Regions from separate parts of the Homo sapiens genome. Here all the other regions are linked to region 1. The links are chromatin loops, found by intact Hi-C in ENCODE. Cell type or tissue: PC-9. All regions are shown on one strand. Links, peaks and the distances in the headings refer to the core of each region. The heading gives the core; the rest is flanking DNA.

Evidence for each region. A loop is a pair of places that touch in the nucleus more often than their neighbours do. Peaks named below come from ENCODE experiments on the same cell type or tissue, not always from the same donor. Only the 100,000 strongest peaks of a DNase experiment are listed, where the experiment ranks them.
Region 2: it touches region 1 in a loop (8-fold over the local background); 4 of 110 quality-filtered maps call a loop at or near these places.
Region 3: a loop joins it to region 1, with 2.7 times the contacts of the local background. A loop is called at or near these places in 4 of 110 quality-filtered maps.

The regions. Positions count from the first base shown.
Region 1 is chr4:30,766,157-30,774,572 of GRCh38, reverse strand. The region is part of intron 1 of PCDH7 (protocadherin 7); the gene reads right to left. Among named protein-coding and RNA genes, the nearest start is that of PCDH7, 50 kb to the right of the region's middle. In PC-9, for the core only: no CTCF peak of the experiment used is centred there; a DNase peak (open chromatin) is centred at 4,182; H3K4me3 peaks cover 1,911 bases; H3K27ac peaks cover 3,023 bases.
Region 2 is chr4:30,862,434-30,870,849 of GRCh38, reverse strand. All of the region lies in intron 1 of PCDH7 (protocadherin 7), which reads right to left. Among named protein-coding and RNA genes, the nearest start is that of PCDH7, 150 kb to the right of the region's middle. In PC-9, for the core only: no CTCF peak of the experiment used is centred there; a DNase peak (open chromatin) is centred at 3,729; H3K4me3 peaks cover 642 bases; H3K27ac peaks cover 2,660 bases.
Region 3 is chr4:30,832,496-30,840,911 of GRCh38, reverse strand. The region is part of intron 1 of PCDH7 (protocadherin 7); the gene reads right to left. Among named protein-coding and RNA genes, the nearest start is that of PCDH7, 120 kb to the right of the region's middle. RefSeq lists an enhancer at 3,260-3,820. In PC-9, for the core only: no CTCF peak of the experiment used is centred there; DNase peaks (open chromatin) are centred at 951 and 3,531; H3K27ac peaks cover 1,306 bases.

The sequences.
Region 1 (8,416 bases), core at 304-8,303:
TCACTGCAATACCCCGGCTTCTGTTGTGCCTAGCACATTAGCAGGCACTCAATGAACATCTGCTGATTTGAATAAACAGAGGATTCTGCGGAATTTAAATGACAGACTTCAAGAATTTTTTTCTGTAATAAACACTTTATACACCAGTGGTTTTATTTTGCTCCAAAATTTTGACATACATAAACATAAAAACTTATTATTTAGTAATACTTTAAAAAGCTAGGCCTAAGAGTTAAGAGGCATGGAGTGTGGTTTTGGTTCACTAACTTGCTGTGTAACTTTGCCTCTCCATGTCTCTCCAGTTTCATCTATGAGATGCAAAGGAAGGGTACAGAGAGAACAAGACAGTTCTCAAGTATCCTCTTGGGAATATGTAGGTATATACACCCTCCTGGGTATGGGTGGAGACAGGGATTCAGAAGAAATCAATGAAAGGGACTCTAGAGGTCAGAGAAAAGTCAGAAAGCAATCCTATTAAGAGACATAAAAGAAATTGAAATCACTCAACTGAGCAAAGAAAATGCTGAAAAAGCGTAACTGAAGCAAAACTACATGGGAGAACTTAGAAGCATGTGGTACCAAGATCTCAGGTGCTACTTCCAGTCCCACTAAATGGAATATGGGATGGCCCATTCCTTTGTCTTCCAATGTCATAAAAATTAAAAAGAAAAACCTTCACACTCCCATCTAGCTTGTCCCTAGGGGAAGCTGTGTGACATAATTCTGACCACAGAATTATGTGGTCAGAAGATATACAGAAAAATCTTTGGGAAGGGAATCCCTCCCAGAATAGAAAGGAAATGGGATGAAGTGAAGTTTTCCCTCAACTTTCTCCCCACCTGAAATAGGAACTTAGTGGCTGGAGAGACAGCAACCCTCTGGGGAATATGGTAATGAAAATAAAATATTTATGATGGTGGGCAAGAGGAAAGCAGCACCATGATTCTTCAGTGGAAGTTGCGGATGACTTCTAGAGTCTTGTATAAGGAAAACATAAACCCCTCATTCCACTCTGTTGAATCTATTTCTTGCAGCTGAGTGCATTCCTAAGCAATACATTCCCAAAAAAGAAAAAGAAAAAAAAAATAGAAGGTTTATCCAAAAAAAGAGAAGAAAAACACAATGTATGATTATGAGAGGTCCATGATGCTACTAACAGACACTAAATACAGGGCTGTAGGTGTTTTCGTCTGATCAACTACCATGTTTCACATACTTTTATATTGCTGACACCTTGCAGAAAGGAGACCACTTTCAAGTGTAAAATCTTTGAACCAGGAATCAGAAATCATGGGTTTCCCTTCTGGCTCTTTCACTTAAAAACACACTCAACTTTTAGCAAGAAATTCTTCACTATAAAATAGAAAGTAGGCTGGGTGTGGTAGCTCATGACTGTAATCCCAACATTTTGGGAGGCCAAGGTGGGTGGCTTACTTGAAGTCAGGAGGTTGAGACCAGGCTGGCCAAGATAGTAAAATCCCGTCTCTACAAACATTCAAAAATTAGCTGGTTGTGTGGTGGCACATGCCTGTAGTCCCAGCTACTTGGAAGATTGAGGTGTGAGAATCACTTGAACCTGGGAGACAGAGGTTGCAGTGAGCCGAGATTGTGCTACTGCACTGCAGCCTGGGTGACAGAATGAGACTTTATCTCACAAAAAAAAGGGATTAGATAAATAAATAAAATAGAAAGTATAGCATTTATTTGATAAAGGAATTGTTAGGATTAACAAGATAATACATGTAAAAACACTTTCTAAAAACTTACAGCACTTTACTAATAGCTGTGTATATGGGATGACATAAGTAAAATACTGAGCACAATTTTGGGCACACAGTAAGTGTTTATTTATCATTACCACTGTTATTATTCAAAGATACCTATCCATAGCTCCTTGAGAAAATCCCTGCCTTGCTAGAGTCACAGTCCTTCAGAAGGCATATTCCTGCCTCATGACTCTTCTCTTCTAGGCATGGCAGATGGAATGAAGAGTCAACTCTTAACCAAGCTGAGCCAGAGTTTCTCTCCCTGGCATTTGAAATAGCCACCCAAACACAGTAGCAGTTTTGTAGGTAAACAGGCATATAACAGGCTAATTCAGGAACTATGAAGTTGTCAGCCATGCTTTACCTCTAGAAAAGAAAAAGATAACAAAGAAAGAGATAGAGAAAGAGAGGGAGGGAGACAGAATACACATGATGGCCTTGAATTTCCAATCCATTTCTGAAGATTAGGTCCCATGTATTCCCAACTTTAGCATAAAATGTCTTCCGCTGATTTCTCATATTGGAAACCAAAGAGTTTTAACTAAATACATTCATTTTAGTGTTGGCATTGAAACATGTTTCAGGTTGGTTATACAAAATCAGAACCTATGGAAGTGTACAAGAAAAGGTGACCCATAGCTGAGAGCGGTGGCTCACGCCTGTAATCCCAGCACTTTTGGAGTCTTAGGCGGGCGGATCACCTGAGGTCAGGAGTTTGAGACCACCCTGGCCAACATGGTGAGACCCCATCTCTACTAAAAATACAAAAATTACCCGGCGTGGTGGCAGGCATCTGTGATTGTAGCTACTCAAGAGGCTGAGGCACGAGAATCGCTTGAACCCTGGAGGCGAAGGTTCCAATGAGCCGAGATCACACCAATGCACTCCAGCCTGGGCGACAGAGCAAAACTCCATCTCAAAGAAAAAAAAGAAAGAAAGAAAAGGCTATCTATATTCCTATATTCCCTTCTTCTTCTATCACTTTACGTTACCTTTATGATTTTATGATAAAATTTCATAAAGCATTTTATGAAATAAAAAGGCATTCACAGTTAATAACCGAGGATAATTTCCTATTTATTTATGATTCCCGGTGTCTGCAATCATTAAAGAAAATTTCAGATTTGTTAAAATCTTAAAGTTACAAAATATTTTCTGGAATGATTAATCTGAGAGTCTTCTTGCAAAACAAAATTTAAAAATCACATTTATGTATAAAATTGTGTACTTTTCTTTTCTGTGAGCAGCAAAGAGCTCCAGGAGGAGAATAGATTTTAGGTGCCAAGGAAACAGAACTGACCAACTTCTAACCCCCAGCCCCCACGAGTGCCTATTGAATGCTAAGATCCTCTGACTGCATTATGGTACCCAGATCCTAGAATCAAATTATGGCTTTTCTGAAGGTGGGCACAGCCAAATTGCTGAATGCGTTTGGATAGAGTCCCAGAATGCAAGGGCTTATGTTTACAGTCTTATTTTGTTTTGTTGACAATGAAGTACAACTTCTGAGTTTCCCTATAATCCTAATTTAACAACAGTCATTTGTCAGATCTAGAACTGGTTCAAATATGGTCATTTTTATGTAGCTAGGGCAAAATTATGAATTCGTTCAAAATAAGAAACACAAATTAAAAACAAGAAATGTGGAGGAATATTTCCATCTGGTGAAAATAAATAGATCAAATAGCACTTATTTCCTGTTTAGAACACTTAGGTAACTTATTTTATCAAGGAAATGTTAGCTCCCAATAGAAATAAGTTTTAGGGTGTGACCTTCCCAGAACTAAGAAGACCTAATCTAGTGTTCACATTTGAAATTGTCACAGCTCAAACATAAACTGCCTGCTTACTCGTGGTGTTCTGTGGTGGGAAAAAAATAGTTACAGAAAGTAAGGTTGCTTATATTTTGCAAAATTTCTTTCATAATAAATCATATAGTGTATATGGTTGTTTTTTTAAAAGACAAATGAAAGACAATCTTGTTTTCCCCTTCAAAATGTGGTTCTTGTGTAACTTCAGTTATAACAAATGGAACACGGTGAAAATTATTTAATGACTTTTTTGTTCAATTTTCCAGTTTTTTAATGGGGAAGTTGCATTTCATTCCTATGTACTTAATAGGAATTTTGGCAGGCTTCCAGCTTATAATCATCTGGAAGCACATATTATAACTTTAATTATAACTTCTAAGCTAGAAGAGTAGTTAGCATGATGTAGGCATTCAGTTACTGTTACTGCAGTGAATGAATCTATAAGGCAGAAATGTACAAGCTATCATCCAGCTAGCACTCAATTCCCACCTGAGTTTCATATTTCTCTTTCCATTTACTTCACCCCAAACAGTTTCCATAACAAACATATTGGGTAATAGGGCCAAGACACTCAAGCTATTTCTTATTGTTTAGAAGCAGGAAGTCATAAACCATTTCAAACCACATTCCCATAACTAAGGAAATCTGCCAAAATACATGAAAGCAATAATGATTTATTCCTTGAAGGAAAAGAAAACCTGATGGACTATTTCATGTGAGGACAACTGGAACTTGGTACGTTAGTAGCACTGGTGGAATCTACTTTTAGAACAGATATTACTTGTTTGAAAATAGAGCATGAAATGATGTTAATCTGCAAGTGGAGAAAGCTGTTCATAGCTCTCTAATCACAGCATGGTGTACCTGAGTCATCTGCCCTTTCATTTTTGAACTCAGGATACCCACCAAGCCTGTTCCAATGGCCATTACGAGTACACCACTCTTAATAAATTCAATGGGTGTTTTTCAAGTACAAAGCCTGCGGGATTGGCCACTTCAGGCTAAATTTTAGCTGCATAATCAAGAATATAGCTGAAAATGCCAATTAATGGTGCAAAGCACAAAGGATCAAGCTCTAGCTATAGAAAAACCATTTATGGACTAAAAGTATCACACCTTGTAATCCATCCCTGACTTTGCAGGATGGCACATCTGAATATTAATAATAAAGCTATCTGAATAAGTTCCTTCTAAAAAGTAAAAACTGATGAACAGTGTAAACTCTTAGCTTAAAGAATTATGTAAGATAAACATAAAGTGAAAAAAGTCCTTATATACTGAAGTAATCTCATTTTCTCTTATTTACACCATAAAGCAAACAAAACTCACAACAGGGTGGATCTTAATGCATTAAGATCCTCAAAATAGTATAGACAACATGTAAACGGATGCTAACATGCATGATAGAGTGTATCTTAAAACAGTAACATCTCAAATTTAAGAATTAAGTATTAACTACAAGCACAATTAAAAGGAAGATACATGCATGGAGAAATTTCATCTTTAGTCTCTACCTGGGAAGGCAAGTCTTAAAGCCAAATTGAGGCTTATCGGATAAATATATGCATGCCAGGCAAGCAGTGAAAAAAGCTAGGAAAGAATACCAACACAGATGGGAACGAGATAGCTGACTTGCAGGAAACCATGCGGAGTGACAGCTCTGCAGTGTCTCCACACCTGATCTGGCAGCAGGGCCTAAGGGGGCTGCGGTGCAGCCAAGTCAGCAGGAGCTGGAGGCAGATGTGGCTCTACACTAGCTGCGTGCAGGAAGTCCTGGTGCCTACAGTCCTGCAACTCTGCAAGTGGTTTCTCAAAATCAGAAAAACTCACGACTCAACTCATCTACACTTAACTAGATCCAAACTCTACTTCTATGTTGGAGAAACTTATCAGAAAGGAAATGTCTGCCAATAATTGCTATGAAAACATTTATTTGACCCTGATCCATGTTCCTCACTAGATTCAATTATTTTAAATAGTGTATGGAAGTGGAAACACAATCATTGCTAATCTATATTAGATTGATTCAGCTGTAAAAATTATACAGTTTTAAAGCCACCTGAAAGTATCATCTCCTCGACTTGATTTCATCCTCAATAACTCCATGAAGAAATTTAGCTTAAAATTATGCTTTATTTCAAATTGTTTTCACTACAAATAGCATCATCTGTTGGTCCTTACTTTTTGTGTAGCTGAACACAATTCTAAGAAAGGTTTCCAGCTGATTTTAAAGATACGTAGGAAATAGCAAGATAATAATTGAAATTTTAAAACCGAGTCATGGATAAGACAGAAAATGTACATGTACACTGTCATCTGGCTAAATAAGTTCACTGGTGATAAAAACAGCAAGATATTGTCTTAAAAGTATCTTCTCTTACTTGAAAATCTCCTGCTCTAAAACTTTCACTAAGTTACAATATTTATTAAGTCCAATTTCCTGCTTTAGCAGGACTGAATCACAGGGGGTTAATCTCAGATTCAGGCCAACTGAGGTCTTCCTGTTCATATCTCCTTTGCAAATGGAGCTTACTAGGGAAGCTGAAAAGGAACCAAATGCTTCACAGCTGAGGCTATCCACTCGACCTTCTTTCTACTGGTGACATAATTTCAGCCGCTCTTAAAAGTTCTGACATTTCCAGTAATAAGCAAGTGAAAGCATACTACTTGGAAGATGTATGCATACTACTTGGAAGATGTATGCATACTACTTGGATTAGCCAATATGCTTAGTAAAGGTACATTTAGTTATTGAATTAAACAATAAATTAAGAGATCAAATAAGATACAACTGCTAGATCTTTAAAGGCTCATCAATTGATTGATGCATGACATTAAATTTATTGTAATGGCAGCTATACATTTACATAGAGTGAGAACATTTTATCTAAAAAAGTAAATTATTAAAATTAATCTGTTGAATTTTTCTGATTCTGAGTATCACATTTTTAAGGTAAAATGACTATTAAAATTATTAAACAATGTTTTCAGACAAAGGAGACATAAATATCATGTTCAACTGATAAAACTGTAATAATGAAGGATAGGAGGTAAGTTACACAAATTGCAAACTGCAATCTTGCCAGCTCCTTTAATGGTTTTAATGGAACAGGGCTTGAATTTTCCTTTCTATTGATGTTTGTTTCAGAAGATAAGCAGTACAAAGAATTTTTTATTATTCTGAAAAGTTTAATTCTCTCAAATTTCTAATTCAGTGTTCTAAATTGCAAGGTAGGCACTACATTCTGCCTTACTAGTAAGATCTGATTTTGCTATTTTACTTAAATTCTAAAACGCTTTTCCACTCAGTACCTCTGGGAGACTAAGAGTTTCCTGACTGTTGGCAGAGCTACTAAAGATTCCTAGCCCAAATGAAAGGAAGATTTTCATCAGAGTCCAGGTTTTTATGAACAAACCGTCACAGTTCTTGTTACCATCTCTGTCCTGTCTTAAAAATGTACCTTGAACTTCTGCTAGCAAAACTCAGATTGGTTGAAATATCCAACAGACATACCCGGGCTGTGAAGTTGCCCCTTCATTAATTTCTCAGAGGCAAGTTTACCACTTGATGAATCGTTAGCATCACTTCCTGTGGCACTGAAATTTTCCCTAGGGGTCCCTACTAACTAAGGTCTAATCACCCGTGTTCTTATTTAGCTCTTGAGTTCCGATTAGATCATAGATTAAAGTGGATGACTGTAGACCGCTAATTCTTACCTGACAACATACTGAACAAAGACTCCATATTCAGGAAATACATTTTATATTTCCTTTTCACAAATCCATACCCTGCTATTGAATCATTAAATGTGCAACCACGCTGAGTTTAGCTATTCAGAGAAAAGATACTAAGACTTCAGTGGCCACAGGTTATTACTATGAGAATTTGTAATGGCTGTTATTTACAGCCCACTAGTGATTTAAGAACTTGATGTGACATTAAGAAAAAAAAAAGTATCAGATATAGGTTTATACCAACGGGTCAAACTCTTTCAACAAATATTTGAGATGAGTAATAATTTTGATATTATACATATCTTTCACAACTGTAAGCCCATCTTTTAAAATTTTTTGATGGATGGTACATTTTATGAATCTGTTTGCAACTTGAAAAAATACAGTGATTAATTCTAAAATATTGCAATTTGAAGAGACTGTGATAAAAATGACAGTAACTATAATACAAATAAATCAGATGTAACATTTAAGAAAATCCTTTTTGGTAATTTTCTATCAAAATAATGTCTAAAGTATAGAAAATACTTTGTTCTTGCTTTTTAAAAATATAAATGGGACACTGTCTTACTGACACATATACACACTATAAACATATATATATATATATATGTTTGAGATTTGATATAATACAGTACTTCTACAAAGAACACATTATTATATGATGCCTATAAATACACCAGTATCTCAGTTGAATGGATTTAAAAATCTGTGTTTCCTTCTACCCCCTAATGCAGTTGTCTTAAGATTAAATTCCAGATTATGTGTCATTGTCATTTAGCACACCACAAGTCTTGTTAGATCAAATCACTTTTCAAGTGAATTCTTACAAAAGAAAAAATAATAGTAATAGAAATTTGAATTTTGGTTGTATGTCTTATTCAAAGAAAATTTTTTTAGATGGAGCCTTCTTGTGTTGCCCAGGTTGGTCTCAAACTCCTGGGCTCAAGGGATCCCCCTGCCTCAGCCTCCCAAATAGATGGATTTCTGGCATGCACCACCCTTCTTGGATGGGTTGCATATCTTAAAACTGTATACAAATATTCTCTTAAATTTAGAATCGTCATAATACTAGATCTCACTTATAACACAGTGACATTTTGC
Region 2 (8,416 bases), core at 180-8,179, 96 kb before region 1:
TAAGAAAAACAAAAAGGAGCTTGAAGATCAATCTGAGGCATAGCCAAGACTGTGCTTGAAGCAAAGCATTAGACAAGAGGTGAGAATAAATGAGTCACTGACAGCTTTGCCTTCTGCAAACAATGGCTTCCAAGTGATGCCAAAATGTGATCTTTCTGTGGGTGCAACAGGGAAACCAATTGGTGCTATTTTCGCACTTCCTGGAGGCAATAACACATCTAGAGAGCAGTCTTTGTCAAAGATAGTCTTTAAAGCTGCAGCTCCATAGAAGCCTTCTATGGTTAGGAGGAACATTTACCTGTCTTGAATAAAATAAGATGAGATAACAAATACAAAAATTTCCAAATGAGACATTCTAGTTTTAAACTTCTTTTTAAAAATTCCTTTCTTCTTTTTTTATTTTTAAAGTAAATCTAAAGACTTACATAAGACCTAAAAGCATAAAATCCCTGGAAGAAAACCTAGGCAATACCATTCAGGACATAGGCATGGGCAAAGACTTCATGACAAAAACACCAAAAGCAATGCCAACAAAACCCAAAATTGACAAATGGGATCTAATTATACTAAAGAGCTTCTGCACAGCAAAATAAACTACCATCAGAGTGAACAGGCAACCTACAGAATGGGAGAAAATTTTTGCATTCTATCCACTTGACAGAGGGCTAATATACAGAACCTAAAACAAACTTAAACAAAGTTACAAGAAAAAAACAAACAATCCCTTCAAAAAGTGGGCGAAGGATATGAATAGACACTTCTCAAAATAAGACATATATGCATGCCACAGATATATGAAAAAAAGCTCATCACAACTGGTCATTAGAGAAATGCAAATCAAAACCACAGTGAAATACCATCTCACACCAGTTAGAATGGCGATCGTTAAAAAATCAGAAAACAACATATGCTGGAGAGGATGTGGAGAAATAGGAACGCTTTTATACCGTTGGTGGGAGTGTAAATTAGTTCAACCATTGTGGAAGACAGTATAGCAATTCCTGAAGGATCTAGAACCAGAACTACTGTTTGACCCAGCAATCCCATTACTGGGTATACACCCAAAGGATTATAAATCATTCTACTATAAAGACACGTGGACACATATGTTTATTACAGCACTGTTCCCAATAGCAAAGACTTGAAACCAACCCAAATGCCCATCAATGATAGACTGGATAAAGAAACTGTGGCATATATACACCATGGAATACTATGCAGCCATAAAAAAGGATGGGTTCATGTCCTTTGCAGGGACATGGATGAAGCTGGAAACCATCCTTCTCAGCAAACTAACACAAGAACAGAAAACCTAACACCACATGTTCTCATTCATAAGTAGGAGTTGAACAATGAGAACACATGGACACAGGGAGGTGAACATCACACACTGGGGCCTTTCAGTGGGTGGGGTTTAGGGAAGGGATAGCATTAGGAGAAATACCTAATGTAGATGGCAGGTTGATGGGTGCAGCAAACCACCATGGCACGTGTATACCTATGTAACAAACCTGCACGTGCTGCCCATGTATCCCAGAACTTAAAGTACAATTTAAAAAAAAGTAAATCAACATAATTATTTTCTGAGTTTACACAGGCTAAACTACAATATCTTAATTAATTTTTGATAGGTTTTCCTTGTTCTTGTTAACAAAATTCTTTTTTACATGAAGTCCTAATGAGACTGAAGATTTATCTTTCTGGGGTGGCATGCTGCTGCGTGATCAGTGGATTAGCTGCCACCCTGGAACTGGCACACTACCTTGTGGTATTTCTGTGCTATCTGACAGAAGGAATCCAAGATTAACACGTTGTTCTCCATCACCAGCTGAAAAAAAGAATGCTTGATAACATTTTTGGTTTTCTTTTGACATAGTATATTTTTAGTTCACCCCTTTTCATTTTACTAATTCTTTTTCATATGGTTGAACTATTTTGCAGATAAAACTTCAACAAGTAAAGACAAAAATATTTGCATGGAAGTCACCCTGTACATCAGAAAGCTAGAGTTACATACAGAAACATCTGTCAGCATATGGCTATACAGATGCATCACAACACTTTAGGGTCTGACAGCTTTACTTTGGATGGGCTCTTCAGTAAAAGAACAAATTGCTTTTGTTTTCTTGGATTCTAAAACAACAGGCCTATTCCAGGGGTCAAGAATTCTTGATATTAGGTCCTGGCTTCCATCAGTCACACTTACATAAACATAGATTTTTTTTTCCATCAGAGAGTTTATCATTTAATTATATTGTTTAAATCATACAAAGTAGAAAAAAAAGAAAAAAATTAAGCACAAGGAATTGCCATTACAAACAGAAGTCTTTGAATAAACATCATAAAATGGAAGGCACTGAACATTCCTTGTCAGAGAAGCTAAATCAGAACATACACAACGCCTGCTCGTAAGTGCTCAGGAAAAGGCAGAGACAATTCAGCAAGGAACTTAAGTCAGCAGCGTAATGTTTAAAATTGGGGTTTTGCAATCTGACATACCACTTGAATTTCAGCTGTACCATTTTGTATGATGCTAGCATGCAAATGAACCTAAATCACCATTTCTTCATCTTTAAAATAGCACTATAATAGGGATTAAACGAGGTGATGTATGTAAAACACTTAGCACCATGCCTGGCATATAGGAATTTCGCCAGAAAGGGTAGCTTTAAAAAGTGAATATTCATAACAGTTGGTATCATTAACTGAAGTCCCAGTTAGTAGTGCATGAATTTTTATTTCTGTCAGAATACATTTCTGACAGGACTACTGAAAAGTAGTGAAAATGACGGATTTTATAAGACATGTAATGATGGATAATAACTATTAATAATAACTAATGTGGCTTCAAATTTGAGCCTCTTTTAGGGAAAGGTTTTATGACATCCTCTTATAGAAAAACCAGCATGATTGACAGACCTACATTTTAATGTATATTAAAAATATCGTGCAATTTTTAAACTGCATCCTAATCCAGAACTATATGTTAGTTTCTCAAAATGAGGATATCACCTCTGATAAAATGCAAGTATCTCTTTTGAATAGCCCTACCATCAGAATGAAAAATGAATGCTATTTTCCCCTCAGGTGATCCATATGAGTGACAGGGACAAATAGACATATTCCACATCACACTGCATGTCTGTTTTCCCCTTTCTCGCAAGGAAGTGGCGGCACCAGTGAATCACCAAACCTTCTGTGGGCTCCTACCCAGAGAAAGGCTGTGTGCCAGGCTCTCAGTTGAATCCACGGATGTCTAAATCCTTGTCCTTCCTTTCCCCCAAGGAGCCTACAGCTTAGGTGATGAGATCCAGGAGAAAAAAATGATGGTTAGGAATGCAAAAGTTAGTGAGTACATCATGTACCATCTTAAAAGAGGCTTTCATTCTTCCTTGCTGAACAATGATTTGAGTATTAGGTGCCCTGAAGTATAGGACAAATGTTGTAAATAATTACAAAGCACATCACAAAACATATACTTTCTTACTGATTTGAGTATATTCTTTAAAATTCCAACAATTTCTGTGAGGGGGCCTGTGGGAAATACTAAGACGGACCCTCACCTCCATTCTTACCTTTTTCTCCCTTAGCATACAGAGACTAATTCTACACAGGATAAACAAATCAAATCAGAACTAAAAGTTCAAACCAGCAATAATTCTCCATCTGTGGTTTACATTTCTGGGAAGTCACAGAGAGCTCTGATCCATGGACCTGTACAGACAGCCTGAGGTGACATACCAATTGAATCTCATCACCCTGGGCAAACAATCTCTAATTCCATCTAGATGGTAGCAAGCAAAGGTGTAGAAAACAATTTTCCCATTTCTACACCATGAACCTTAGATCTACCTCACATTTAAGAATAAGGTTTCATTTCCTTTTTGTTACCCCAACCAAAGTCCAGCTCTGTGTTCTGGGGGGAAACCAAAAAGAAAGGAAAAGAAAAAGGAAAACAAAACGTCAGGTTTACTGCTTTATCAAAATGAGGGCTACATACAGAAACTTCTTTAATGGCTGCAGAAGGGTTTCATCTTTCCTTTGCAAGTCCTGTTTCTCTGTAAACGATTGTCTTATTCCAGTTTACCATGTAAGGATTGCAGAGAAAGGAGTAAAAACACATCAAAAGGACAATACTTTTTTTTTTTTTTTGCCAGAGATTCTATTTGTGGAAAGAATTTTCCTTTTATGGCCATGGCCAGAAAGCAACTGATTGCTGAGCAAAGCTGTGTAAGCAAAATATCCAGTCACTTCATTTCACAGTAATGTAACCTGGAAAATTGAACAGAAAAGTTAGAAACTGGAGTATATTTGCTCTAACGTTACAGCAATCAGCCCAAAAATGCCTCTATTAAAAAGATCTAAGTCAAATAAGGAAAGCTGTTGTGTATAATGGAAAGAGCATGAACTTCAGGTCAAACAGATCTCATTTTGCCTCTGTTTAAGTCTTTGCTACACAAGCTGACTAAGCATCTGTTTCCTTAAATTTACAATATTAATAGCAATACTTCTTTCTGGAGGAAGTTTAGATAATTTAATGAAATAATGTAGATATGTTAGGTAATTAGTAACCTGTTAAGTAACAAGCCAGGTTAAACTTCTCAAATCTCCCCTCATTACCAACATGTAAATAAAGTTAAGCTTCTTGATATAGAACCAGCTTTTTTAAAATTTTGCCAAGTAAAGAAAGGAGGGCAATGGAAGGAAGTAGAAAGAGCCATGAGATAATGAGCAGAAATAACTCAAGACTATCAGGTAATAAGAGAGCTTTAAAAAGACAGGAGTGGAGTCATTTCATGTTCATTTAACATACAGGAATTCAACTAGGTTCAGGCAAAAACACAGAAGGAGCTTAACTTGTGTACACCATTTTATCCAGTTTTCCACTCCACGGAAGTATGCCCCTAAATTCGAACAAGAGGATAAGAATGCATCTGCTATTCTCTCAGGCATCTTCCTTCCAGCATTTGAGGATTTCCGTGCCAAATGTGATTCAAGGGTCAAAAAACACATGGTTTTCATACAACATACTCTATAAGTATGCCAGCTACTTCCACTGGTTCTTAAGAGTCAACTGTTCATCAACTGAGAAAAGACTGGCTATGTTAGAGAGATAGAAGGTATGTATATTTCTATCAGTTCCTTCCTATGAGGTTTTCCAAGGTAATTTTCCTTAAAATACGTTGTACTTAATTTTCCTTAAAAAACACTGTAAATTATTAAGAATATTTACAAACTATTATGGACCTTCAACTGTCATCTCAGGGCCTAAGTGTCATGCACTGCTAGAGCTCTACAAGCTTACGAGGTGGTATTTAATATGGTTGGAACAATGTTGCTCACATGTCCAAATTCCCCACATGAGATTCAGTGAACAGCCTTCCAGACTATAGTCTAGCTTCTCCTGAAGAACCCTTAGGGATGGGAACTCACTACTTCCAGGATTTCCACTTCATTTTTGGATCTGCCCCACTGAGATGTTCTAATACTTATTAAAAGCCCCCCTTCCTATAAATATCGATCACTCTCCTGAACACTACAATGTAATTCCTCTTAAGCATGACAAATGTTCAAACATTTCAAATTTTTAACATAAAACCTTAGGAACATCCCAAGTCCTATGTTCTCCAAGTCAAACATTATTGAAATCTTCAGCCTTTTTTTATATGGCTTTTTCATCATCCTGACTTCCTTCCTCTTCAAAATTATTTTAGTTTTTGACTGTGTTATGTCACTTGTTACCTGAGATGCCTAAAAATAAGCACTAAGCAACTAGTAGGGTATGATCAGTGTTAGACCGTTTATCAGCTCCTACTTCTCATATGCTTCATCTTAATCAAGTGTTCTAAAATCACATGAGCTCATTTTGTTGTGAAAGCCACACTCAGTACTAATTTATGTTGTAACTTATATAAAACTCCTGAAGGTTGTTGTCATTGATGTTGCTCTTGAAGTTTATCTCCTTCATTTTTTTATTTGAATTTTGCCTTAAATTTTTTTTCCTATTATCCTTATTCAACTGTGCTTTGTAAAACTCCACCCCTAATCCAGCCTGTGAGAACTTTTGCACTGAATTACTCTGAGATGTTTACACATTGGACCAAGCCATAGTGTCTTAGTAACCAGAAATATCTAACAGAATCAGAGGTTTCCTCAGCTGAACTTTGAAAGTGCAAACTTTTTCATTCACAGTATAGGACCACTGAAGAGAATACCAAAGCATCTAATTTGTATGGACTGACTTTATTGTGCAATAAACAAGTCTGTCATCCATGTAAATGTAGTATATCATCTATATCCTACCATTTTAGGAACAACAAAAAAATTAAACTTCACTATTTTCACTGGTAGATTAAGCTGGCTCCCTTGGCAACAAAAAATGTGTGTGTGTGTGTGTGTGTGTGTGTGTGTGTGTGTTCTCCAATAATTTTTCTTTCTAAGATAAAAATTGAAGGACTTAAGGACTTTCTCATAATAACTGCTTATTAAATTTGAGTCTATAAATTCCCTATTTTTTCAAGGAAGGAATACAATTAATATTGCTATTATGGGTTTGTTTACATGTCTGTCTCATATTCGGGATGTACTGAGAGGTCAGGAGACATGTTATTGTGCTGTTTTTTCTTTCTAGTGTAATTAATTGCTCCTAGTGTAATTAACACATTCTACTGAATGAATAAACATATAAATGAATGAAAAGGTCATACAATTGAAAAATCAATACAAAAAAAAAGAGATGGTCTTGGAATAATTAACCAACTTCCTCTCTGGTTGCAGAATTCCTCTGCCAGTCTTTTGTGCACTGTATTGAGCCAATCACAGATTAAAGTAATTACAGTGAATTCTTGATTACTGTCATGCGCTCTAGCTATTTTGTGAATAACCTATCACAACTAATTCCAAACTTATCTGCTGCCACCCAGCATATGTCTGAGTTACAGTCAGCCTCACTGACAGCAGATGTATGCTTCAGGAAAGCACATTTATGTTGATATTTCTGCACAGAATACACAATTATGAAATTTATTCTCTTGGGGGTTGGAAAAAACCCACAAGCATTCTGAAATAAAATGCAGAATTTTTTGTGTGGATGAAATTTTTGTGTGTGCCAAACTTCAATACAAAAGTTTAAATAATGATTTCCAACCTCACCAATGAGTATATGGAGAAGTATAAGAAGTTAACAATCCTAGTCAGACACATTTGAGAGTCTTTCCTCTTTCCATATTTATGGAACAGCTTTTATGCTGTAAGATACGTCAGGAGGCAGAAGGCTAATTCTTGCCCTGGAAAAACCTAACAAGCCAGAGGTTAGACATACGTAAAGCAATAAACATTAAATCAGGATTTCTCGGCCTCAACACTATTGACATTTGTGCGTGACGATCATTTGTTGTAGGGACCTAGCTTCTGTGTTGTAGAATGCTTAGCAGAATCCATACCCTCCACCCACTAGATGCCACCCTCCATGTGACAACCAAAAACATCTCCAGACATCACCAAATGTTTCCCTGGAGGCAAAATCACCACTGGTTGAGAACAACTATATTATAGCCACATTCAGTGGTTTGAGATTACAGAAGAAAGAATAGCTAACTGCATAATCAGGAAATGAGGCATCATTTTCTGGGCAGGAAACCAATACAATATCTTCTTCATTCCATAATATTTTCAAGCAAAGGGAAGTTATTCCATAACCACCAGGCAAAAATCCAATTTCCCTTAGTGGTACTCTGATCCCGGAACACATACGAATTTGGAGTGCTTTGAAATTGCAAAGGGAACACATTTATTGGTAATGCCAAAGCTGTCCAGACATAAAACTCCTTTCATAAAAATGAGAGAATTTACTTTAGTACTTATCTGTTGTATACAGTTGGAAAATCTTTTTTTTTTAATTCCTTTAAATCACTTTTGGCAATACATTCTCATAATCAGAACTATGTTTCCATAATCATGTGGTTCAGGGCGACACTAAATCAGTCTCATGGTACTATAGTAACCCTTTAATAATGTAGTGCTGCAGACTTCAGAATGTCAAGAGAAAAAATATTTTCATTTCAAGTAAGAAAGACTAAATCAAGTGATGCTCCACTTGGTCTCACTTATGACCCTTTTGTTGTTGAACTGAGAGAAGCTACTAAGAAAAGAAAGCAAAAAGCAAAATTCTTCTGTGCATTTATTTAAAATCTGCAGCAATGGAAGACAGCATAGGCGACAAACCCTAAAAGGATATTTGCAATTGGCATAAGATATTATCTTGGTAAAAACACTGGATAGAATATGTTATCACTTCTTAAATGTAATTCCGTAATATCTCACTATGTACACACTTCCAATTTAGAAACAAATTTCTACATTTCACAATAGCCAAGTCATTGGAACACAAACCTCTGCATATATGAATAGGGATTCC
Region 3 (8,416 bases), core at 180-8,179, 66 kb before region 1:
GTTTTGCAGAAAAAAAAAAAGGGCCAAAGAAATTATATGAGAGCAACTGTACGTCCTTTTACAGCTAGAAGTTGGCTTTACACATTCCACGACTCATAAATAAACAGAAGAGTTCTGTGAACTATATGCAGATGGCTGGGTCTACACTGGGAGGCTTTTGTAATGACTTTGGTTTGCTTCCCTGTTTTGCCATCTCTTAAAATATCTGCAAAAAAAATTTTGTTCTGCTCCTCAGAAATAGGACAAGTAGAATCCTGTAACTTGAGAATTTGCCCTCTGCGTAGTTGGGGCTTTATAAAGCTTGGAGAAATCCATTTTTTTTCTCATTATTGTTTCTATAAAAATATCTACCCCCACAACTATCATAAAAATGCTTTATGTTTTAAATATTTATTGTTTTATTTTTAAAGGATAATACAATAACGGAAGTATGAGATAGATGAAGCTGCAAGGTGGTCAAGGGACGTAATAAGGCAAAGAGGGGAAAAATCCCACAAACCACATAAAGGAAGCGATGAGATCAGCCACTTAAGTAAGCGAGTTTAAGGTTACCACACTGGCACTGAGCTAAGGCATTCCTGCCAAGTCCAAATGAGAAAAGAAGTGGAAAGAATAAGGACATCCGACAGAGCAAGGCAGGGAGACAAGGCACCAAAGTCAAGTGGAAATGCTAAGACAGCAGTTTTGTGTCTTTTTTTTCTCCTACCTGATTATGGCACAGAAATCCTAGCAGGCAGATAAGGACATTAGATTAAAAAAAAAATAACTGAAAAGAAATGCATACCAATATTTATTATCATTTCAGTGGTGCAAATATTTTGTTCAACTACCCCTACTCCTCCAAACAGTTACAAAACCACACACACACACACACACACACACTCATCATCATTGCTACTGTCGCACTAATCATTTGCTTAGCTAATCATAAAGCCTCTTTCTCAACAGCAAAAGCCTAAGGGCTTTGGCAATGGAAAAAGTATTGGCATTTCTCTGATGTATATTCAAAAACCCATATTACAATTCTTAATTTAGCATGCATGAGTCAGCAATAGATATACTGTATCTTTAAAAAGACATGAAGGTTTCCAGTCAAGCCTTTTAAAGCTTTACAAATAACATTTCAAGAGGGTTGAGAATATAGACTAAGATAGCAGATGGCTTTTAGTACAATACTGCTCCAGGATCCTTTGATTTTATTACTTTTGCTTTTGATGGTGCTCTTTTCTGGTTTGTTTTGATGACTTTGTGGCCTAATGGACTGAAATCAGACAGTGAAGCTGAAAACCCTTAAGTCCTAATGACATAGAGTGACTTATTGGGTGACCTGGGGTAAGTGTTACATTTCTCTCATCACAGGTTCTATGGCAAAAAATAAAAATTACCGTGACCCCCATAAGGATGGGCCTAGGATGCCAATAATTATTATTCAACTTGCATAATACGAAATCATACTTGCTGCCACTTATTATTTCCATGAGCCAGACACTATTCCAGGTATTTAGCATATTTTGCAGCTTACACACAATAGCTATATAAAAACTATCGTTACTTCTGTTTTACATATGAAGAAATTAGGCCCAAGAAATTTGAGGACTGAACTTAAGTCAGCTTGACTACAAGTCCCCTTCTCATTCCTTTTGGCTATATTATCTCTACTAATGAATAATGATAATTCAGGTCCAAAATACTTAGTAATTATTAATTGGTTATGTACACACATATATATAGAGAGAGTATACTACATAATACATAGCAATTATTATATATAGCAATTGTGATTATTATATATACTACATATAACATAGATATATACTGTATATTTAATAATTATTAATTGGAGAAACAATATTATAAATTCAGGATGCCCTTTCATACTAGTGCTCTATTGTTACTTGATTTTACTCAGTCTCTGCCTACTAATGTAATACTTCAAAGTAAATACCTTAAAAAAAGAAGGATGGAAGGAAGGAAGGTAGGAAGAAAGTAGGGAGATGCTTTTCTCCCTATAGTCCATAAATTAGTTAGATTTTTCAACATGTGGATGAGTTGATTTCTAAGAAACGTTGGCCCCTGATCTGAGGGTATAGTCTTGGATGCTAGACTTTCTGCATTTAGTGGTTCTCAGTTGAACTATTTTCCCTGTAAATCACTGTTCTGCCACAGAAAATAAGATCCACAGTTCTTTCCACTTCCAGGATGTGCATAGAGAGAACCAATCTGAATCTTCACTAAAGAAAAAAAATACAAAGACGGAAAAAAAAGAAAAAGAATTCTTGGGCTGCCTGAGCTGCTCTAGCAAAGCCAGGGACTGGCTTCTTAATTGAGTGCTGTTTTTCTAGATAAGCTTTCTGATAGATCACTTCCACGTGGCTTAATGCATTGTCTATGTTTATTTTAAAAGGGGGAAAAAAAACCCTTTAAAATGTGTTTGAGAAACATTGATAAGTTAAGAACGAGGCAAGGGATTTGACTGGAATGATTACAGCCCCTTCTGAATGCTAAGGTGTCAAGAAAAGGCCTAATTTAAGTACATCTCCCAAGAGTTCATTCCAGAAAAGGAAGGATCTAGTCATTGAGTTAAAATAAAAAAAAAATGTATATCAAATTCCTAATTCCAGTGCCTGGGGAGAACCACATGCCTATGGTTTCTTTAAAAAATGTTTTATTTTTCATTTCATTTTGCCTGCCATTCATTCAGCAAGGGCCTCAAAGCACATTAGAACATTAATTTATAATATTTATGCATATGTAGCAGAATTCCCTAAGATTTTAAGGACTCACTTGCCAATGGAAAATAGGCCATATGGAGCACCCAGGCATTCTGTACACAACTGAAGTCGATTATCTCTCCTAGCCCCCAGCCCCAGCATGATGAAGAAGATATTTCGCTACAATATTTTGGAACTTAACATGCTCTTGTGGATTGCTAATGCCAAATTGGAACAGAATTGGTCTCATATAAGACATTAATGGATTCAAACACAATAATGTTATATATATATATATATAAAATATACATAATAAATATATATTTTTAAAATAATTGATTATATATATAAAATCAATTATTTTTAGAAATGTACTCTGTTTAGTGTCTTATATTAGAGTTTCATTTATAGAGACATTAATAATAGAGCGAGAGTTAATTTGTAAAATAAAGGTTTCCAGCTGGCAAGTCTGTTGCCTTCAACTTACAAAACATTGACTTTTCAGAGAATTCATGAAACTTTGTCGGTACGTAAAGGAAAAATTTATCAAACCTTTGCGTTTATTAACTCAAAAACAAATGAAACAGACAATGCCCATCCTCCCTCAAACACTCTACATACTCCCCTCTATTCTCGTTTTTTTTTCTCTATTTTCTATTTTGTTTTTAATTTCCTTCCTTATTTGTAACATAACCAACCTCTTAGGTGTCACAGTATGCCATTTTTTTTTTTTAATGACACAACACTCTCCTAGATAAAGTGGTAGGCAATTATCTCTGGAATGCTGCAGAAAAGAATTCCTTAAGCCTCTGGCTAGTTACAGAAGGGCTTACATTAATCATTCTCTCTCTGCATGCTTGTCTCCTCTTAGTAGTGTCCAATGTCAAATCAGACAGTCCATGCAGGGCCCTGGATAGAACGTTAAAAGGGCATTACCACACACTGCAGGTGGCCAGCAGGAACAAAGCCCTTAGCCCGGAGTAATTTTAATAATTTCTGCACAGGTCTAATCCAGTGCTTTGGTGCATATTTGCTCCTGAAATCTTTGTTACACTACTTATCATACAATCATTGATTCAATGTAAAAAAAAAATTAAAAAGACACAAGATGCAGTTCTTACACTCTTAACCACTCTAGACTTCGTGTATCTGTCATGTGGTACTCTCTTTTCAAAAATACTGACAACCAAAAGCTGGTTTCTCAATGTTCCATGTTTTATATGTGTCTCAAGGAGGAGCCTCAACTGTCCTACTGTGCTGGCCAGTACGGTTTAAAGTGAGTCGGTGATAATGAACTCTAAGGCACTCGGCTTGGCTGTTGAAATAAAACAATGAGTTACTCTGACAGTCATTCCAGGTCACAAGAATGTAAATGGGTGTATTCGTGGTGGGATTTTCATCTCTTGTGTTGGAAATCTGCAGATATTATAATCCTATTTTGGAATGATCTGAACCAGCTAGAGTGAGATTTTTTTTTTCATTATGATAACCTCCAGGCTACAGGTTTTTATCATAACATTATTTTACTCCTAGATCTCCTGGTCATGTTTTCAAAACTATTCCTCTTTGCAATAAAACTTTCAGGAGAGAAATTTAAATTTTCATAAGCCACAGTAAATGTTGCTATGAAAAAATTTGCCAACATATACAATCTCCTGGGCAGCATTGGTTATTCTTTATAAAGCAACTTAGGGGATTTCCATAAAATGATAATACCTTCTCCTACACTTTCTATTTATTCCACACTGCTTTATTTTAAACTATGTTTTTTCTTGCCAAAGACAACATTCAGATTGTTAGTTACGTGGTTTTCTATTTCATATGGTCACTTCCTCCTGTGGATCCTTGCAGCTATTCTCTCACAGCACTTAATACATTTGGTCTTGTATGCAAACATTTTATTCCCATTGTCACTAGTAAACTGTGCACTCTGTAAGGGTATAGACTACATCTTATTTATCTTGTTTATTTCTGTGCCACTCATAATGCCTTATAAATAATAAATGCTCAATAACATAATGAAATGAATCAAATAAGTCAGTACTTACAACATCTTCATGTTTTGCCCTCTCCATTAGCTATCCAAGTCAACCAAATATGGATTACATAACATGGTGAATTAAAGCTGAAAATAAATTAGCACTGCTAACATCTTCAATCTCTTTGTTTTGGTCCAACAAGTATCTGAATCACCAGATATGAATTATCTAAGGTAAGGTAGTAAAGTAGGGATTAAAATAATATAGCAGTGTTTCATGCTAAATAAGGCTTCTTTTTCATATGTTGTGATTTTATTGCCTATGTCTTATTTGGAACAATACTTAGTGCAAGAAAAACACCTTAATTTAATGCCTCCCTCCTCCTCCTCCCATTTTAAAAAATGTTCAGCATGCATTCATATTTATGGATCCATTTAGTAATTACATCATCTCTGGAAGTAGGTAGAAGGGATATTATTAGCCCCACTTTACAGATGGTGAAATATACATAATGGCTGTGAGCGGCCCAAAGTTACATGTTTTCAACTGATAGAATCATCATTAAAATGTCCAAGCCCTGGGCTTGTGCTCCTACTATGCCCTCTCTTCCAGTCTTTGCCATACAGTCTCTCTGATGAGACCTCCATATGATTGGATCTCTCAGCTCAGCAGTCCCCAGCCTTTTTGGCATCAGGGACCCGGTTTCCTGGAAGACAATTTTTCCTCGAACGAAGGCTGGTGGGTGGGAGATGGCTTTTGGATGAAGCTCTTTTACCTCAGATCATCAGGCATTAGTTAGATTCTCAGAAAGACCATGCCACCTAGATCCTTCACATGAGCAGTTCACAATAGGTTTCACACTCCTGTGAAAATCTAATGCCACCGCTCGTCTGGCAGGAGACAGAGCTCAGGCAGTAATGCTCGCTTGCCTGTGCTCACCTCCTGCTGTGTGGCCCGGTTACTAACAGGCCATGAACCTGGACCGGTTCGTGGCCCGGGGGTTGGGATCCCTGTCTCAATCTGCTGACTCTGCGCTCCCGGGAATGACTTTATTATTCTTACTAATACAATTATTACGAATTTTCCCTCATACTGCCTAGCATATGGCACACAGCAAACCCCAGAAGATGTGCATTAAATTTGTTTAAGGTGTAACAACCGACAAATTCAGCTACCTCTCCCATCCTTCTGGTTTATTATTATATATGGCTCTCCTATTCTCACTTTATTGCATACACATGTATTTACATTTATAGCAATTTTATTGATGAATATATATGTGTGTGTGTGTATATATATACACATATATATATATATAACACCAATGTTTATAAAGTTCAAATTTCTTCAAGATAAATTAGGACAGTGGAAAAATATTGCTTTGTGTCATTTTATCAGATCTCTCCAGAAAATTTTGCTGTATAAATCTAATACATAATAAATAACATACCTTGAACAAGGGAACATCCTCAGACATATGACTATGCAAAGGGAAAAAGCTGATTTTTGCTTGTTTACACAAATGTCTTGGAAGAGACTCAGGTTTTTTTTTTTTTTACTTTCATCTCTATTAGTTGAAAACTGAAATGAACATTTTTACCAAAGACCATCAAACATAATTCTGTTCAACAAGCACTTACTGAAAGCTAACCATGTACCAGACAGTGTGTCATAGTTGGGGAACAGACACATTTAAGAAGACATTATCTCAAATAAGCAGGAGAGTGAAGTGGTTCAAAGCACCTCAGTTTAAAATCCTGGCTCTCTAATGCAACAGCCGTGTGACGTTGGCAAGTTAACCCTTCTATGCCTCAATTTCCTCTTCTACAAAATGTTGATAATAATTGTATCTGATATATTGCTTTATCGTGATGAGCAGGAGCAATGATACAATTTATGAGGCCTCGTGCAAAAGGAAAAAGCAGGGCCCTTTGTTCAAAAATTATTAAGAATTTCAAGATGGTAACAGCAAACCATTAAACCAAGTGGGGATCTTTCTCAGTGCAAGGTCCTGTGTGACTTTCTAGGCCAGTGCCCTAGAAGTGGGCCCTGGTGATAAGTAAATGATTACTACCTGTGAAGCAGTTGGAAAAGTGCCTGGCACATGGTGTTATATGTTTTAGCTTTTGTTATCAAAGAGCTTATGACTTCACTGAACACGTAAGAAATATAAAGGAAAATGGCACATTTTTAAAGATTCTGGGTAGATCTAAATTTCTAATGACCTCTAAAGTTTGCAACAATGTTCTTAGCTACACTGGATTTGGGATCCTATCAGCAAAATGCACCACCTCTTACTTATTTGACAGACAACTCTCTTGTCCTTCCTTCATACAAAGTGTTCAGAATGTTCTTTCCGTCATCTTTATACAACATTTATATGACATTTTCCATTTGATTATCTGCGTAATTTCTGTCTCATCATGGCACATAGTGCATGTAACAACGCAGTTTCTTAAGCGATTCAAGTTCTGATCTCTCTCGTGTTCAGATGTAAAGTACTTTCCTTGTATTGTTAATTTTCTACATTTTCTCCCTGATATACAATCCTTAGCTGCACCTTTGTGCAGAATAAAGACTCTCCTCCCAAAGATGCCCACATCCTTACCCATGTACCCTATGAATATACTATGTTATGTGGTGGCAGGGGGTGGGGATGGGACTAAGACGACAGCTGGAATTAAGGATGCTAACCAGATGATTTTAAAATAGAAGATTATCTTGGTTTATCTAAGTGGGCCAATGTAATCACAAGGGCTCTTATATGTGGAAGCAGAAGGCGGAAGAGTCAGTGTCAGAGTGATAAGAATTTGAGACTCCCATGACCAGCCACTGCTGACTTTGAAGATGGAAGGGGACTGTAAGCCAAGGAATACAGCCAATGTCTAGAAGCTGAAAGAGGCAAGAAAACATATCCTCCCCTAGAGCCTCCAGGAATCCTGCTGATATCTGGATTTTAGCCCACTGAGACCCATTTCCTGCTTCTGGCCTCCAAAATTGTAAGATAAATTTGAGATGTTTTAAGACACTCAATTTGTTAGAACAGCAATAGGATGCTACTATAATGTCTACAGACATAGCATGTGTACCCACATGCATGCACACACACAAAAACACATTCCAAATAAGCCCTCCAGCATTGAATATTCCCATCCTTAATGTCCAGTAAATACTGTCACAAAGCAGGCTCTTATTGCTTGAAGCCAGCAGAGTCTATACTTTAACACTGGATTCCAAACAGGCTTCCACCTTTCTGCTACAGAGATATTGTAGTAGAAAGTGCAATTAGCCTGCCTTCTGTGACCTACACTGAGTATTTCGACCTGCCACATTGGTTCTGCTGCACTGAATCTACTACTCCATTATTGCGTTGATCACATTAGTTAATGGATAATATATTTATCCATCTTACTCACTAGACAGGGACTGCCTGGAGGAGAGGAACTGTGTCCTCATTCATATCTGCATATCTGGTATCTAGACAGTGTATGGCTCATGACAGGACCATCAAAGTTTCTTGACTTAAATTAATGGATGAATGGCTAGAAAAATCTTTAAGTACATGCACATGCAGGAGCACAAGTGCATGCACAAACACACAGAGGGGATAAATTTTTACTTCTATTTTTTTCCTAACAACATTGTTACAAGGTAGGCACTATATTAGTGATGACAGAAATGGATTTAAGCTCTGGTTCATGCTTATAACCACTAATCATTAGAGCC